2 separate regions of the Homo sapiens genome follow, and region 2 is linked to region 1. The links are chromatin contacts, found by Hi-C or POLR2A ChIA-PET in ENCODE. All regions are on one chromosome and are shown on one strand. The core of a region is the stretch at or near the end of the contact, and the rest is flanking DNA. Distances in the headings are between cores, read along the strand shown.

Region 1 (4,784 bases), core at 1,272-3,771:
CTGGGCCTTTGCACAAACTCTTTCCAGATGCCCCGCCCAAGCCCTCTGAGAAGCCTTCCCTGGCCTTCAACCCCAACACAGCAGAATGAAGGGTGAGACTCGAGGGGAGGACAGGGACTCAGGACACACCCACACACAAGCCTACGTCCCATTCCAGGTCTCCCCAGCAGAGAAAAGGGAGTTGGGGCCATGGGAGCCTGAAGCCCAGAAAGGAGAAGGGACTGGCCTACACCACACAGCACAGCAAGGGTGGGCATGGCTTTCCTGCGGCATCACCAAACCTGCTGCCCCATCCCCAGCAGGTGCAGGGAGTTCAGGATGAACATGTCAGCTGGGCTGCTGCAGCCACCCCTCACCATCGCAGCCCTAAGTTCCTTTTTCCCCGCCCCTGTCAAAGACATATCCAGGCCTCTTCCAAGCTACCCTCACCCATCATGGGGGACCCCCAAATTTGGGCAGCCCAGCCCCTACCCCTGCAGCATCCAGAAGCCAGGCCAGGAGGCTCCACCTCCTGAAGGCAGTGCAGAAGCTGAGGGTGGAGGCCAGGGTGCCAGCCCGGGCTTCCCTTAGAGCTCCCTGGGAGAAAGTGGGCTACGTGGTTTCGGGAGCGAGGGGTGCTGAAGTGCCAAGGAAGCCCTCACCCCCTGCCTCTGAGGCCCAGGAGGGGGAAGTGTCCACATCTGGCCTGCCAGGGTATGAAGGCTTCTCTATGGTCACTTTTAAATACCAGCCTGTCACATTCGGTGTCAGCAGCCCACAGGCCCAAAGGGTGCTGGGACCGGGTGGATGAGGAGGGCACAGGCCCCAGGGCATGGGGGTTGCTGGGGGCATGTGAGTGCCACGTGTGGCATGTGGGTGGGAGTTCCAGGGTCAGGACACATAGAGTCCTAGAGTCCTCGTTCCAACCGAGGAAGGGGACCTGGACCCTGTAGTGCCCACTTCACACCAAGCTCAGAATGCAACAAGCACCTGTCCTGGCCTCAGCAACACACGACTGTGTTCCAGAGTCCCCTTTCTACGCAGAGGGAGCCCTGACCTTCACCTGGGAGCTGTGGCATGGGGTGAGTGGGGGGAGGCCTTTGAAACCCAAGGAGGGAAGGGCAGCCTTGAGTCACAGCTGTGGGGGCAGGGGAGAGGCAGGAGGTGGAAGAGGGGAGGGAGGAGTGGGGAGAAGCAGGAGATGGGCACCCAGAGAACCAAGCGCCCCTTCCTTTCCCGTGCCCAAGACGCCCGGTCACCTCCCTGGCCAGCGGCGCCCCTTACCCTGGACAGTGACCCGGTGCCCTCTGTGCAAGGCTACCTGTCCCCCTCCCAGCCCGCCCCCACCCCCCTGCCCTCCAGAGGAGACTCGAGCAGGGAAAGGCGGTGCGGCGCCCAGCACGGGCAGAAGGTCAAAGGGAGTCAGGGCGGTGTCAGGTGTCTCCCTGATGAAGTGTTGGGGGGGCGGCGGGGGGAGAAGGAGACAGGAAAACCCAGAGAAGGGGCCTGCTGGGAGAACCAGCGCTTCGAGAGCGGCGGGAAGGATCAGCGGGCAGGGAGAGCAGTCCGAGGAGCAGGCGGGGGTCCCTGGGCGGCGCGTGCTCACCTGGTCACTGTGCGCCGCGCGCGCGGGCTGTGCGCCCTCTCCAGTCCCAGGCGCGCCCCGATGCCGGCCAGCACCAGCAGCGCTGCGACGCCGCACACAGCGTAGACGGCCGTATGGCTGCGCTCGCGGCCGGGGTCCCGGGGCGCTGCGGTGTCGCGGGCGCGGGCGGGCGGCCGGCCTGTCTGGACCCAGGCCGGCGTGTCGTAGTTGGAACAGCGGCTCTGGTCGAGGCGCCGCGGCCCGTCGTGGCAGCAGAAGCGGTAGCCGCACGTGCCGCAGCAGAAGCTGTAGGCTCCGGAGCTGCAGTTGAAGGGCGGGTCCCACTGGCCCATCACGTCGTAGTAGCCGCGGCAGCGGTCGCCCCCCTCCGGGGCTGTCGTGCCGGGCGCCGCGGGACCCTGCGCCTCGGGGGCTCCCGCGCGGCCCGACGGCGGCCGCGCCAGCAGCAACGCGAGCCGAAGCGCGAGCGCGAGCCGGAGGCCGGGAGGACGGCGGCCGCCGAGCAGTCCCCGCGCCCCGGCCCGCGCCATCGGGCCCGCGCCTCCCGCTACTGCGCCCGGTGCATGGCCGGGCGCCGCGGCTCCCTCCGGCTCGGCTCCTCCGCTCCCGCAGGGATCGCGCTGGCTCCCGGCGCACGCCGCCTCGGCCGTCGGCCTCCTCTGGGGACCCCAGCCCCGAGTGGGCTGGGTCTGGAGCTCCGAGGCCGCACCTCCGGTGGGCGCGTCCTCCGCCCGGGCTCACCTCGGACCCGAGCTGCCCGGTCCGCGTCCTGAGATCTTCCCCGGGCCGGGCGGCGGGTCCTCGCCTGCGCGCGGCCCCCGGCTTCTCCCCGGCCCGGCAGGTGTGCGGGTCTTGGCCCTAGCGGAGGCCGCGCCGGGGCCGCGGGCCGCCCGACTGCGCTACCTTCCCGCCGCGCTCTCAGTACAGCCCGCGCTCTGGCTCCGGCTCCGGCTCCGGCTCCCGCTCGGGCTCGGCGCGGGCTCGGGCGGGCGGGGGAGGGAGAGAGGAGGGAGGGCGGAAGGGAGGCAGAGCCGGGGGAGGAGCGCGGCTGCCGCGAGGGGCGAGAGGAGGCAGCAGGCCCCGCGGAGCCGGGAGGCCCCACAGGGAACCCCCCTCCACAAAGACTGCCCCGAAACATTCATCGGAACTGGGCGCTCGAAGGGGATCAGTTCTAGGGCCCGCGACTAGAGCGTCCCTGTCTTACAGGTGCGGGGACCTGTACCTTACAGGCGCGGAGGTCAAAGCAGCCCGGAATTGCCCCGGGACGGGCAGGGCCACCCTCTCACCTCCTTCCCGTCCCCTCTGTCCGTTCTGATCATAACATAAGGAGGGCCCCTTCCCCTCTCGGCGCCTCGATTTTCCCACCTGTCAAATGGGAAGGACTTCCCCTGGCAGCGCCGCTTCAGAGGGCCAAGGATTTACCCCACGGCGCGAGCCCAGTTCCAGAACCCCTCGAACGCTGGGCTGGGGTCCAGGGATGTCCCCATCCCTGCGTCGATGGGCACGGCTTGGCTGACGCACTTCCGCGATCTGCTCCCTCCCCAGGTGTGAGGAGAGGGGGACTGGGCTCGCCCCTGCCCTGGAAAAGGAAAGCCTGGAAAAGGAAGACCTCCGCCCTGCGCCCACCCGCAGGTCCTTTCACAAACCGAGGGGTAGGGTGTGGGGGCCCTAAGGAGCCCGGACCCGGTCCCAGCACGGCCCAGTGGTGTTTTCGGGGTTGAGTTGAACTGGAGAAGGTCCTGGTGCTTGGCTTCTCCCTGCCTCAGTATCTCATCTTAACATCAAAGACTCTTCCTGGAGGGCAGACTCATAATCTGCCCCTTCCAGGAGATAGGGGTCGATATGGAACCTCCCTCTGTCCAGACGGAAACAGCAGGAGGGCAAGGACTGGGCGTGCAATTCACCCAGTGTGCAGCTCAGGCCTCTGTCGGCATTTGCTGAATGAATAAATGAATGAAAGGACTCCAGCGCCTAGTTTCTGTGAGATGAAACATTTGGGGCTCCCTAGGGTCCCTCCTGGTCCCCTTTCCATCCGTCCTTCTCTCAGCAACTGGGACCAGCTTATGAAAGTGGAGAAGGTGGGGGAGAAGAAGAGGAAGGATTTACATTTTAAGGAGGATCAAGTCTGTTGCCTGACATGAGGGGCTGACAGACTAATTTCAGGTATTAATGGGTTCAGACAGGAAGAGGAGGTGACCTCCCCACTCAGAGCTTCTCCTTGTGCCCTGGCCAAAGACAGCCTGCTCCCTCCACCTACACACACACATGTGCACACACATGTACACACACTTCCCATCCAGCCCCGAAAACCCACCCTCATTAAAGGACCCCTTATTACCAGTTTAGAAGAAAAAACACAGATGAACAAAGGAATTAAATGAAATTGCTTTAATCCCATGTCCAGAGACAACCACACTAAAATATGCCACATTTACATGCTGGATTGTAACTAGTTTGTGGTTTACTTTTTGCCATCCTTAAACTTTTCGTTTGGCTGGGGGCAGTGGCTCACGCCTGTAATCCCAACACTTTGGGAGGCTGAGGCAGGTGGATCACAAGGTCAGGAGTTGGAGACTAGGCTGACCAACATGGTGAAACCCCACCTCTACTAAAAATACAAAAATTAGCTGGGCATGGTGGCATATGCCTGTAATCCCAGCTACTCGGAAGGCTGAGGCCAGAGAATCGCTTGAACCTGGGAGGCAGAGTTTGCAGTGAGCTGAGATCACACCATTGCCCTCCAGCCTGGGAAACAGATTGAGACTCCGTCTTAAAAAAACAAACAAACAAACAAAAAAAAAAAAACAAAAAAAAACCTTCTCATTTGTGATTCTTCTCAGAGCTTCTGAGCTCTACTTTCTGGAGCGTCCTTTCCTGCTTCCTTTCCTTAGGGCCATTCCTAGAAATGGAATCCGTGGCACAACCCGTATCACTGGTATTGAAGTCCCCACCGCCCTCTGCCCACTGCCCTGGAGGCTGCAGGAGCTCTGAGGGGGGCCTCTTCTCCCACCTTTCCCACCCGTTGCCGGGCACTGGGTTGAAAGAGGCTTGTCTCTGCCCCCTTGGAACTGGGGCCTCTTCCAAGTTAGAGTGAGGGGTCAGAGCAAGTCTCCCAGTGCTCCCCCTTCCTGGACACCCTCCTGCCCCCACCGTCCTGGCACTGGGTGCTTTCCTCATGTTGACCCCATCAGGCCTTCAC
Region 2 (4,784 bases), core at 1,659-4,158, 84 kb after region 1:
ATCAGGTTCTAGAACTAATTCTAAAGAAGTATCAGAAACAATATACATAATTTGTCTTTCTTAGTAATTTGGCTTCAAAGACAAATTTTTGACCACACCTCCGTTTTCTCCGTCAGACTTCTCTCCCTTCTAAGCAGGCTTCTCTGTTGCTCCATTTGCTTCATACATACTTGACCTCTCTTTTCTATTCCCCATCACTTTTGTGCTGAAGCTAATCATATTTATGTCTGTCTTTCTCTACTTTTCCCTAATTCCCTCTCCTCCTGACTCCTGTAGACATTCCCAATGATACCCACCGTCATACATTTAGGCTTTTCTTGCCTTTCCCTGAAGCCCTGTATTTATTAATGCATATATTTCCCCTGCTTGTTGTACAAGTAAGTTACTCTTTTCCTTTAATCTGTAAGATTCATGAAATTCGGGGCCAGGGAAACAGTTTAGCCTTAGGGAAGGGAAAACACTAAGTGAAACTGTTTACAATAACCTCATACAACCTTCTGTCCCATCTCCTGGTTCAGCCTAGGTGTTTCACTGGTCCTCTATGAATCCCAGCACTTATAATCCCAGTCTTTTATCACTCAGGTGCTAGGAAAAAAAACATAGACTCAAGACCCAAGATTCAATGGACCAGGAGAAAGGGGGGCGGTGATCAGGTCACCAGTGACCCCAACCTATGCTCTCGGTCTTTCCTGGAGGCTGCCAACCCAGCCCTCATCCTCCCTTGCTCACAAAGTTACAGGGTAGGCACCTGTCAGGACAGAACAGCAGCAGCGCTACAGCCCAGAGGTTATACATTTCAACAGAACAGGGATCCTTGGCTACTGTAGAAGCAGTCCTGTATGGAGACCTTGGACCAGCAGGGGAAGATCTATGGGCATGGGAGGTGGGCGTTGGAAAGGCTGAGTAGGAATGGTGCCTGGCACCCCTGAACCATGATCTGAGCCTCCCTGGAGAAGGTATTTTATATGTCTGCTGCCAGCTGCTGGTCTCCACACCCTCAACCGTTCTCAACCCCCCTGCAGGGAGAAGGCCTCCTGGGCACTGTCCTTCCACCTGTGCCAGCCACCCCCTGCCCCACTGCTGAATGAAGGCCATTTCAAGCGCTGCTTCTCACTCCATTCCTCTCAGCTGTTATTGCTGCAGGGCCAAGCCCTTTTTAGTGCTGTGCTCGTCCAGCTCACCACCACAGCCCCTCTCAGCCCTCAGTAGGTGGGAGGGGCCAGCTGCCTCTTTAGGCCAGTTGCATCCTCCATTTATCCAAACCACTCCTCTCCTCCCAGTGGAGTGGGGTTCTGCCAGTACAGCCCTACTGCATCATCTGCGTCAGCCGGTCCTAGCCCATCTGCAGGGTGAAAGAACTCATCAAGAGCTCCTTCTGCCCTTGTAAGCCCATCCCAGCTACTTGTAACCATCTCTAAGGGCAATGGCATTGCTCCCTACCCATTCATCTGCATGAGCTACTCTTGGCTTCCTTAAAGGGTCAAGAAAGCAATTTTTCTGCTTACTAGATTCATTGAGATCAGCTGTGTGAGCCCCAAAGTGGGACAAGGGTGTCTCCTTCATTACTTAAAGATATTCATGAGGGTGGGTCACTACAGATGTTGGGGAGCAAGGGCTAGGATCACTTTTTAAAAAATCACCACTTGTGGCTGTCCCAGAGTGCGGTTGTACATCCTCCCCACCTCATAACGCAGCCACTGAGGAAGAGTGGTTTTCCTAAGAAGACATTGCTGGAGTTGACTTTCTTCTGTCCAAACAAACAAACAAAAACTAAACACACACACAAACCCCCAGAAACCCACAATATGTACACGCTAAGGAAAAACTAGCACCCTTCTGTCCACTCAGCAATAAGAGGGATCTCTTCCCACCTACCCTACCTACTCCTACCCCCAACCCCCTTCCCCATTAATGTGAGTAATGAATTAGCCTGACCACAGGTGGTCACTGTAGGCTAATGGAAAATACCCAAGGGAGGGCAAAGCCCCCCATCAGATGCATGAATGTTTGCGAATGTTGACTGCCACTGCCCCACACACTGTGTCTTTATAGAATTCCCCTTTGCCCACCCTCTTCCTGTCTCCACCTGGACACAACTTGCTCAAAGGCTGGTGACTTGTGGGCCATTCATCTACAACCAAGTCCTGATGGAGCAAGAGGCCCACGCCTAGGGGATGCAAGAACAACCCGTTTCTTAAATGTTACCAGTCCCAGCCAATCTTACGGTGACATTACAGTTAAATTTCCCAATTGAAAACAAGCAAACAGACACTCAAACTGGTCCTGTAATTGTTGCTAGACTTTATGTGTTGTACAACTAAACATTGCTGTTTGAACAGTAACTGCCTGGCCTGTCTTATTTGTGCTCCTTGACCAAATCAGCCATTATGTCATCTCACCCATGTGTGGAGGGTGAGACTCTCTTGGTAAGAAATAGCCACAGATATTAGAGATGAAAACACTTTGTGAGGTCAGTTCATCTTCAGTTGGCGTCAGGTCGGGCCTCAGTCATTATTTTCTAGTGTTTCATAACCAAAGTGAGTAATGGATGGGAGGTTGAGGTGGGAAGATGGCTTGAGCATGGGAGGTTGGAGGTGCAGTGAGCTGAGATCATTCCTGACAGGACCAACCCAAGTCCATACCTAAAGGCAGGGGGCTAAGGGGGCAGGTGAGGTCGGGAGGCCACTCACCTATCACTCACCCCTTCGCGCTCGAGCCAATTCTCAGGGCCCGCCTCTTTCTCCCCTTTCTCGGCGGGGGCCTCTACCCTGACTCCGCCCCGCTCCCCGGGCACTGCCCCACCACGTGACCCGGTCTCGCTCCTCCTCCTCCTCCTCCTTACGTCATAATCTCCGCCCTCCCCTTCAGAACCGCGCCCCACAGCTCGGCGCAGGTCCCGCCCCTTTCCATCTACGGGGCGGCAGGAGGCCCGAAGCAAGATGGCGGTGAATCAGAGCCACACCGAGAACCGCCGCGGAGCCCTCATCCCTAACGGTGAAAGGTGCCTGAGGGGAAGCACGGCGTGCTGTCGGAGGAGAGGAGACGAATGAGATAGACATGGCGGCTCGCAAACTCTCAGCGAGTCAGGGACTTTGCCGCCTTTTTTGGGCGCGGCGCTCTTAGCTCCGCCCCCGACCTTTGGGAGCGCGCGCCCCTCACTGGTGTTCCGGCATGTGGAGGTGGCGGAGGCCGGAACGCGTGGCCTCGCGCGTTTGAGGGGTGGGGGTGGGAATGCGCCTTTTCAAGGCGCGGGGCCCAGACGCATGTCTCCTCAGGGCGGGGCGGGGAGGGGGTGCGAGACGCGTGTGTCCTTCGAAGAGAGGCCGGAGCTGACCGGCGGTTGTGAGCAGCCGGGGGCCTTCGGTGGCAGCGTGGCTGCCCTTGGGTGCCTGCGACTTTGTTGGATGAGGACAGGTACTGGGTGTGTATCTCCTCCTACTTCCACGAACAAGGTGTCGCTCTTTGGTAAGAGGGATGAGGAGGTCGAGTGTGGATCATTCTGGAAAGATCTCAAACTGTTGTGGGGCTTCTCCTTGGACCTGGAAACTTTCTAAAGCCATGTTTCCTCCTTGCTCCAACCAGGGAGATGTCTGCTTTTAAAAACAAAATTGAAAAAATTGAGGCCAGGTGCAGTGGCTCATGCCTCTTATCCCAACAGTTTGGGAAGCTGAGGTGGCCCAGGAGTTTGAGACAAGACTGGGCAACATAGTGAGACCCCATCTCTACAAAAAGTAGAAAATTAGTGGGCCATGGTGGTGTGCACCCATAATCCCAGCTGCTTGGGAGGCGATGGTAAGAGGATTGCTTGAACCCAGGAGTTTGGGCTGCAGTGAGCTCAGATTGTACCACTGCACTCCAGCCTGGGTAACAGAGCCAGATCCTGTCTTAAAATAAAAGATGGGACTGAACAGATGCCTGGGCACAACAAAGCACTGTTGGTCGCAGGAAGCTGTGGGGCTTACACCAGTTGCTTTGCTCCTTGCGGTGCCTGCTGCTGGCCCCTGAGCTCTCTACTGGAGCAGACTCAGCCAGAGGGGTGCCCATCTCCACCTTCAAGCACACTTGTTCACTAAGGCCTGACTCCACTGCGCTCACCTCTTTACCCCACACGCCCCCTTTCCCGTTTCCTACACTCAAACTCAGTCTCCCCCGCTGTGCAGTTCTAAATTGCGCTCCTTTCTGGGCTCTGACTTGCCCTCAATTTCCTTTTCTCCCAACCAGCATTGAAACTCAAGCTGGATGATGTGCTTGGGGCCAGCACACTCAGGTCAGTTTGAATGTAGTTGTCAGGAAGATCGAAGTAGACGTTACCAAATGCTGATATCCAGGTCTTTCTTCTATCTTTCCTTCCTCCAGAAAGTTTTCTTGACAGATTTATATGGGCCTTAGAGGTTGTATGTTCTCACCTGCTTCCTACGTACCTCTGCTGCTTTGTTCCATTTTGTGGTAGATGATTGCTCACCACTCTGACAGTGGTGTCCCCGTGAGCACTTACTGAGAGCCATTTGAGCACTTGTCATTCCATGGTGTGAAGCCTTTCTTTTCTTTTCTTTTTTCTTTTCTTAAGATATTTTTATTTCTCCAAATTTGTTATTTATTAGGAGTGACTGAAATAAAAAACATAATTGAGTCCCATCATCATCATCATCATAGAAATGGCTTTAAGAGAAAACTGGTCAGATGACTATTATTGCTTCCCATTTCCAACCAGTGAATAGTTGCCACTGATAAATTGACAGCGAGGAGTCTGTCAAGAATGCTCAAGATAGCCGGGCGCGGTGGCC

What was found. A loop is a pair of places that touch in the nucleus more often than their neighbours do. ChIA-PET counts read pairs that join two places held with the same protein, here RNA polymerase II (POLR2A). Pooled maps may share reads with other maps.
Region 2: a loop to region 1 is called in a pooled map, with 2.5 times the contacts of the local background. The contact joins the promoter of WBP2NL here to the promoter of SHISA8 in region 1. A Hi-C loop is called at or near these places in 2 of 50 pooled maps. POLR2A ChIA-PET finds 5 or more read pairs at or near these places in 4 of 52 experiments (A673, B cell, T-cell and 1 more).

Annotation. Positions count from the first base shown.
Region 1 is chr22:41,912,553-41,917,336 of GRCh38, forward strand. It overlaps SHISA8 (shisa family member 8), which reads right to left and starts at 2,522. Exons shown (of 4, transcript NM_001207020.3): 1 at 1,586-2,522. The coding sequence starts at 2,115. It overlaps LOC124905125 (a long non-coding RNA gene), which reads right to left. Exons shown (of 2, transcript XR_007068113.1): 2 at 3,959-4,484. RefSeq lists silencers at 1,721-1,830, 1,901-1,980, 2,121-2,200, 2,241-2,310, 2,381-2,460 and 1 more and an enhancer at 1,823-2,748.
Region 2 is chr22:41,995,880-42,000,663 of GRCh38, forward strand. WBP2NL (WBP2 N-terminal like) reads left to right here and starts at 2,909. Exons shown (of 6, transcript NM_152613.3): 1 at 2,909-3,001. The coding sequence starts at 2,940. SEPTIN3 (septin 3) reads left to right here. Exons shown (of 12, transcript NM_001363845.2): 12 at 1,023-2,342. The coding sequence ends at 1,088. It also overlaps the pseudogene SLC25A5P1. RefSeq lists enhancers at 2,459-2,975, 2,976-3,490 and a silencer at 2,802-2,861.